Linked DNA regions of Mus musculus: all the other regions are linked to region 2. A link is a loop called in an ENCODE intact Hi-C map of the cell type or tissue named here. Cell type or tissue: heart. All regions are shown on one strand.

Region 1 (2,500 bases), 74 kb after region 2:
ACTATAGTAAAAAACAGTGGTCATCTGAGGAAGAGTGGGTGGAAACAGAACCAGGGCTCACTCAAGGATGAAGCGCTCCCCCTTCACTCTGCCAGGGCAGAAATCCGCCATATCCACACACCAGGAAAACATCTGTCAACCCACTACCTTCATCTCAAGACTGCAGACACCTTTGGCTCATTTGAAAATGTAGTGGTTTTTAAAGACTTTTTCTTAACATAGGAAGAAATCCGAAGAGAAAGTAGTTCCAAAGTATCTCTAACCAACTAACAATCCATCTTCATTGTTCTGTGTCACCGCCATTATTCAATTTCCCACTACTTCTTTTTTCCCTGTAACTTGCCACTTCCCTACCTGCCTTCTCCCCCAAACTGCAGAAACTCATGTCCTATCCGGGCCCATACTTTGTCCAAGAGCAAGCTAATCTCTCCCACATCTTGATAGTTTTACCCACTCTTTAGCTTTTCAAACAGAAAAAATTTCAGTCCCCCACCCCCCAAATTCTAACCTTCCCCATTCACTCCCAGATCTTCTACCCATCTTCCTCACATCCCAGACTCTCCCGTGCCCCTCAAAAGACTCAACCCCGCCTCCACCTGTCTTCTAGCGACCCGTCTCCAGCCCCCATCCTTCTCTCCCTCCTCACGAGTCTTCCTCTCACCATCGAGGTTCCTCTTAGCACCCTAGTCTCCCCATCTCTTTCCCGGTTTTGCGTCCTCAACCTTCAGATTCCCCTTTCTTCACGCCTCACTATCTCCAACTTCCCAATCCACGGCCTCAACTAGTTTCTTCCCTGCCCCCCCCCGCCCCACCCCTCCCCCTATTCCAACCCTAGCTCCTTCCCTTGGTGCACTCCTCAACCCCTTTTCTTTCCCCCTTTCCCGGCACTCCCACCCAAGCTTCTCCCCAAGTCCACCTAAGCTAAATCCGCTCCCTCTCCCGCCCAGAACCCTAAATTCTCACACACCCTCAGTCTAACCCGGGACGCCGCGGACCCCACCCTTAAGCCCACCTCAGGCACCCCTACCTCTTCATCCTCCCACCCCTCCCACCGCGAGCTCTACCTCGTCCCTAGGGCCTTTCCCCTCCCCCAGCCCCTCACACTCCGCCCCCGCACCCACGCGCTGCCTGAGGCTCGGCGAGCGGCCCGGCCCGCGGCCGCCACCTACCTGTGCCCCTGCCCGGGGCAGCGAGCGGCTGCACCTCACTGGCGGCTCCTTCCTCCACTGAGCGGCTGACCGGGAAGCGGCTCGGCAACCTAGGCCACAAAGCCCGTGAGGGTGGGACACACACAGAGGGTGGCAAGAGGGAGGGGCTGGGGGCGACCTGGCGCCGCGGGACTGAGGTACCAGCAGGGAGGGGTGGGGGGGGAAAAGAACTCGGCTGGGTAGGCGCGCGTGCGCGGGGCCGGCATGAGGGGCGTGGTCTGATCTGGAGTGGGCGGGGCATGTGGCGGGGCGGGGCCGGGAGTGGGTTGGGACAGCCGAGCTGAGAAAGCCGGGCGGTCGCAGGAAGGGTGAAAGGGGCGGGGCGGGGCCGTGCGTGTGCGTGCCCGCGCGAGGGCATGTCCCCCGAGATCTCTTGGAGGCCCCCCCACCTCCCCGAGGCAATGCAATGTAAAGGTAGTCCTGAGGAAAGACGCGCAAGTGAGGTGGCGCTTCTAGGCGGAGCCCCTGCCAGGAGAGGGCGGGGCGGGGCTGCGCAGGGCGCGCGCCTGGGAACTCCTCTGAGGCTGAGGCGGGGCGGGAGCGAAGCGAAGCGAGGCGGGGCGGGGCCAGGGCCGGGCGGGGCGTGACGGGCGGGGATCGCGAGCGGACCCGGTCCTTTCGCGGAGCTACCCAAGGCCCAGGCGAGCGGGTCCGTGCAGCACGGTGGGCGGGCACCGAAGAGGTGGGAGCCCGGTGGCGAGGCCGGCGGAGGGTTGCGGGCGGGAAGGAACCGGTTGTGAGGAGACGCGCGGCGGGTGACCGCGGGTGGAGCAGCGATGTCGCTGGGAGAGAACAGAGTGATTAGGGCCTGGCCTCTCTCTAGGCCCCCCTCCCCAAGAACTTTTAGTGCCCTGAAATGATGCTTTGACCCTCAGAAGGAAGAACAATTACAAATGACAGTTAATATGCCAAACGTAACACATTATCAGCACGGTCCAACCTCAAACAGGAATAATATTTAAAGTCAATGTGGGTGCATTTACGTTATTTGAAATTATTTGAGTCTTGGAGGTGAGAGGACTGTGTCCGGGCTGCCATTATGGGAGAAAGAGAATGACCGGTTTTAAATTTACACCAGAGCTACCAGTGGATGCTGTAGGAAAGGATTTGGGGCAGGCAGATGTAAGAGCACACAGACCCAAAGGTGCTGGTCAAGGAGAAAATCAACCCAGGACGTGACCCAGAGGTTTTCTGAAAGAAGTACCAGAAAGGGCTACACTGTATATTTAAAGAGAAAATCAATGGCCCTGGGAAAGGGTAGGGAATCCACCGTCCCTGTCTGTAAAACCCAG
Region 2 (2,500 bases):
GAGGGAGTTGGATTCCACTACCCGGGGTAATGGGGTGACTTCTGAAATCCTTTTCCAGTTCAGGTTGAGTTGTGATGAAGTTAGGGTTCCACTGGGCTCAGTGAACCCCTCTTTACACCCACTCCGCGGCAGCCCCAATCCTAAGAATTACTCTAAGGCCCACAACAACCATCTCCAGACCCCGGCGCAATACAGAAGCTGCTTCAGAAACCAGTGTTGTGTGTCAGAGAATCCCAACCCTTCCACGAGCAAGGCCTTGGCCCCAGCACTAGGAGGCCTGGAAAGGGCTTATCCAATCAGAGCTCGACGTGAGACCCACCGGGAAAATCAGCCTGCCTACGCTGTTTGGTCTCTTGACTCCTCGGGACCTCCACCCGGGCCGCGCGTTGTAACTATTTGTACACTTCTTCCGGGGCCCAGTTCCTCGCTGGTGACCCGCAGGAACTACACTTCCCAGAACGCACTGCGAGGCGTGCGGAAGCTGTGGTTGAGGGAAGCAACACCCCTCAGCTCGCTCCAAGCCGCCGAGAACTACTGGCCCCAGTCGGCCTGGCACGGAGAAAGGGGCAGGCGCGGCTCTGAGCCCAAGGCTGAGATGGTCGGCCGGGTCCCCAAGCCCGCCCACGAGAGGTTTTCCGTCCCAGAGACCGGCCAGGAGGCAGCCGATTGGGCGGACCGGGGCGGGGCCGAGGAGCTCTCGGAGGCGGAAGCGCGGGCCGGAGGGGCGGGGAAAGGGGCTGGCCCGGAAGAAGGAGAAAGCCTGAAAAGAAAACAGCAACAATTCGAGCTGCTGTGACAGAGGGGAACAAGATGGCGGCGCCAAAGGGGAAGCTTTGGGTCCAGGCCCAACTGGGGCTCCCGCCGCTGCTGCTGTTGACTATGGCGCTGGCCGGAGGCTCGGGGACTGCAGCGGCCGAAGCCTTTGACTCGGTCCTGGGAGACACAGCGTCCTGTCACCGGGCCTGTCAGCTGACCTACCCCTTGCACACCTACCCGAAGGTAGGCAGGGCCCATCCGTCCCGAGTTCCCCTCATCCCTCGGTGCCCCAGCTCGCGTCGTTCCACCTCGGGGTCAGCGCCGGGGCCCTAGTGGTGAAGCTGTGCTTCAGCCGCTGCCCACTCGGTGCAGCTGCAGTTTTCCTTGCTCCTGCGGAAATTGCCGGAAGTTTGTGCTGCAGGTCTCGGCGATAGGCTGGGGGTTGGGGGGGGGGACACAAATGTGCGGAATCGGCGAGCCCTTGGGAGCCCGCGGGACCGCCAGGGAGGCGATCGCTTGCTAGGGTAGATGGAGGATGAACGCGAGGTCCTGACCTAACTAGCAGCGCGGGGGTGGGGAGGATGGCGCGGACGCAGGCGTGCACAAAATAGTGCCTTCCAGTCTGGGTTGATGGCGCGCCTCTCTGGGACGAAGCGCGTTGTGTTCCCCGAGTCGGAGAAAGCTTGACAATTCCTTTGCGGTCTGAAGTGTGAAGTCAGCCTCAGTAGTTACCAGACACCGTGGAAGGGAGGACTTCCTGTCTGTGTTGAGTGTGTGTGAGACGCTGCCGCAAGGGACTGGATGCCTTTGTGAGGCGGCGGTTGGGGGGGGGGGGGTCTGTCTTCAAAAAACAATAAAGTAAAATAAACGTCACTCAGTGCAGAAGATAAGGAATCGTGGAGTGGATCAGGAAATTCTACTGTCCTACGGAAAACCTATACTGTGTAGCTAGAGGAGAGACCGATCCCTAACCCTGGTCCCTGCCCGCAGCCGCTGCCTAGCCTTTAATTCTGCCTTCTTAAGTTGTTTTCCAGTTTCTTATGAATTCTGTTTACTCAACATTCTAAATTGCTTGGTGGTTCTCCCCACTCATTTTCCATATATAATTAGGGTTTATGCCCCTCCCCACCTGGCTTTGTAAGGGCTTTCGCTGATGCGCGTGGTTTTTTTTTTTTTTTTTTTTGGCCTTGTCTTCTGTATGCTATTTGCTTAACCATTGTGGCTCTCCCTCTTTGCCTTCTAAAGGTACAAAGTGACTAGAATGGCAGTCCCAGTGACTTTAGAATGTTCCATATTGACAAGTGCTTTCCTGTCTTTGATATTAAAAAGTGTAAATTCTGTACCTTCAAGCATTTTGTCCCCCTTACCCATCTGAGGGTCATCAATTACAAGCAAAACATAAACGGCGCCACAAGATTGTACTGAGATTAGCCTTAAATTTTCTTTCTTTTGGTTTTTCGAGACAGGGTTTCTCTGTGTAGCCCTGGCTGTCCTGGAACTCACTCTGTAGACCAGGCTGGCCTCAAACTCAGAAATCCTCCTGCCTCTGCCTCCCAAGTGCAGGGATTAAAGGCTTGCAGCACCGGCTAGCCTTAAAATTTCTAAGTTAGAAATTAATAAATAGTTGGGAGAAATGAAGAGCTGGGATGGTCATGGACACCTGTAAATTACAGCCTGCTGGAGGCTGAGGTCAGGGGTCACGGGTGTAAGGCTTGCCTTGCTCACCTCAGGGAGTAAGAGGAAT
Region 3 (2,500 bases), 130 kb after region 2:
CTTTCCCTGCCAAGTTGCTTTGGTCATGAAGAAGATGAGGAGCCCATAGCGAGCATTTGGGGTGGCCTTTTCTCAGGGTCTGTAGCTGGAGTAAGATCAGTGGGGGTGAGGTTAGCAGCAAATGAGCGAATGTGAGACAGAAGAGGTGTTGGGCATGCTTGCACGTCTGAGTTCATAAGCTGATGTTCATTCCGGACATTCAACAACAGTGCTCCACATGCACTCTGAGCCCAGTTACCCCCTTATATAATAAGGGCGCCCCCCTCGGGTTTGCAGCATTGTTCTGAGAGTTGGAGGTCCTGCATAGACAAAGCCCCTCCATATGAATTATATTAACTAATGTGTGTTATTACACCTGACAGCTTGCCAGTTAGGAAAACATTATCTGGAGAGACGGCTCAGTGGAGCACTGACTGCTCTTCCAGAGATCCAGAGTTCAATTCCCAGCAACCACATGGTGGCTCACAACCATCTGTAATGGGATCTAATGCCCTCTTCTGGGGTGTGTCTGAAGACAGTGGCATACTCACATACATAAAATAAATAAGCAACTCTTTTTTTAAAAAGAAAAAAAAACATTATCAATCATGACTGATATTCAGAGTATGTTAGAAGTCAAATTGGAAGTACCCTGCAGGTGAAGCTAAAGACACTGGTCTCCTTGTATGAGCTGTGAATCAAGTGTCTGCTGTTTACACTGCTCCCTCCCAGACAGCAAAAACTGTCTAGGGACCCTTTCAGTCCGTGATAGAATACTGTGAACAGTAATTGTATGCTACTGCCTTGGCTGGTACTGGCCACCCGGAGACTAGAACCATTCCGGATCTTTTTGTTCTCAGTGTTCACAGGCTGGCAAAGATAAGCAAACAGAATTCAGGCAAGCATTGCCAAAGCAGGGTGAAGCCCAGGGGATTAGCAGAGCAACAGGAGTCCCAGAGGAGACGATAGCATCCCCTATGGGCAGGGGGAGACAGTTTTCCAAGCCTGGAGGTCCAGGTAGGAAGCAAACCACAAGGTCGCTTGCCAGACTATGCCAATGTTGTTAAGTCCTGCTGTTTTCGAGGTGACTGTCAGACACCTAGGTGGTACAGCTGAGGGGCCAGCCCTCTGTGAACAGTGACAAAAGAACTTCTTTGATTCACAAGCCATCTGCTATGGTGCCTTCCTCGCTGGTTAAGTTTTCATGGCCAGAGAAACCAGGAACTGGTGACCTATTTTCTTTTTCTTTTTCATTTTTCTCTTTGCATAAGTAAAACGTATAAACAATGAGTAAAACACTCCCGAACTCCTGAGAATTCGCCCCACTTCGCCTGTCTCTTTAAGACCACCGAGAGGGCGGGACTCAGCACCGAGTTACTTGGCGCTCCGGTGTCTTCCGCGTTTTCCGAGTCTTCGCTGGGTGACCGCGTTTGCTTTAAGAGAGGAGGCGGTGCTCTGCCCGGAGGAGGCGGAGAAATCTAACACCCTCCCCCGGATCTCCGGCTTCCGGGATTGGACTGACCGGCTACCAGTGCAGAGCATCCCAGGCCCCAACCTTTCCTGGACAGTTGGACCTCTTCCTGAGAGGTGAGGGCGTCAGGGCTTCTGGGTCAGTTGGGGAATCTCCTACCCTCCCTGTCCTCTGTTGCTCAAGCATCCCCCACCACCACCCAAACCCTGTCTGTGCATCCCTAGATCCCTGACTGCAGGGTCGCTAACAGTTAAGAGCTACTAATTGCCTGGCTCTTCGCTAAGCTCCTTACACGCACTACCTTATAGAATGGTTTAGACACCTTCACGAACCCATTTTACAGATGGGGAGCCTCAAGGAGCGCACACACAGCAGAGAAACAACAGAATCGGGACTCAAACCCAGGTCTGTCTGGGACCTTAAGCCGGCTGCACTGGAATGCTTTCCCCACCACCTCTCCCAAACCCTAGGCTCCCCTTCCATTTTCTTCCATCTCCAGGCTGCATCTGGCCCCTAAACATTCACGCGGCAGCGAGTGTCCCCCGCAGCCAGTCTCTTTTTGTTGATAGGACACTCTTCTAACTCATGGTCTCCGAGCTCACCAGATAGTCTAGGATAACCTTAAACTTACTCAGTCTCCTGCCTCCGTCTCCTAGGTGCTGGGATCGCCGGCATGCACCAGATTTTGTAGGTCCTGAGTATTGAACCCAGGACTTTGTACTTGCTAGGCAAACATTCAAATGAGCTACCACACCAGCTTTCGGTTCCTCTGTAGGCTGTCCAGTGTCGCTCTGGATGGTTCTTCCCTGCACTGGGTGGATTCCGCTCACAGATGTCCTGATCACAGGCTGGGCTGGACATCCACTCACAGAGTCCTGAGTGCTTCTCGACTCTCCTGTGTTCAGTTCTCACCCGTCACATACTCTATTCCCAGGTGCAGTTCCCTTATTCTCCAGCTCACTCCTCTTCTTTAACTCCGAGAGGCTGCTCAGCTCTATACCAACTCTCTTCCTGAGCTATATTAATATAAATATCAAGTTGTATGACCTG

Evidence for each region. Peaks named below come from ENCODE experiments on the same cell type or tissue, not always from the same donor. Only the 100,000 strongest peaks of a DNase experiment are listed, where the experiment ranks them.
Region 1: it touches region 2 in a loop (4-fold over the local background); 9 of 42 quality-filtered maps call a loop at or near these places.
Region 3: it touches region 2 in a loop (5-fold over the local background); 5 of 42 quality-filtered maps call a loop at or near these places.

What each region holds. Positions count from the first base shown.
Region 1 is chr4:107,252,106-107,254,605 of GRCm38, forward strand. Lrrc42 (leucine rich repeat containing 42) reads right to left here and starts at 1,428. Exons shown (of 8, transcript NM_029985.2): 1 at 1,170-1,428. Hspb11 (heat shock protein family B (small), member 11) reads left to right here and starts at 1,798. Exons shown (of 6, transcript NM_028394.3): 1 at 1,798-1,890. In heart, a CTCF peak has its summit at 1,187; DNase peaks (open chromatin) are centred at 616 and 1,526; H3K4me3 peaks cover 2,500 bases; H3K27ac peaks cover 2,334 bases.
Region 2 is chr4:107,177,919-107,180,418 of GRCm38, forward strand. Tceanc2 (transcription elongation factor A (SII) N-terminal and central domain containing 2) reads right to left here and starts at 448. Exons shown (of 5, transcript NM_025617.2): 1 at 320-448. Tmem59 (transmembrane protein 59) reads left to right here and starts at 712. Exons shown (of 8, transcript NM_029565.3): 1 at 712-999. The coding sequence starts at 811. In heart, a CTCF peak has its summit at 1,052; a DNase peak (open chromatin) is centred at 593; H3K4me3 peaks cover 2,490 bases; H3K27ac peaks cover 2,066 bases.
Region 3 is chr4:107,312,897-107,315,396 of GRCm38, forward strand. Yipf1 (Yip1 domain family, member 1) reads left to right here and starts at 1,467. Exons shown (of 10, transcript NM_145550.3): 1 at 1,467-1,566. In heart, a CTCF peak has its summit at 969; DNase peaks (open chromatin) are centred at 875 and 1,445; H3K4me3 peaks cover 1,865 bases; H3K27ac peaks cover 1,714 bases.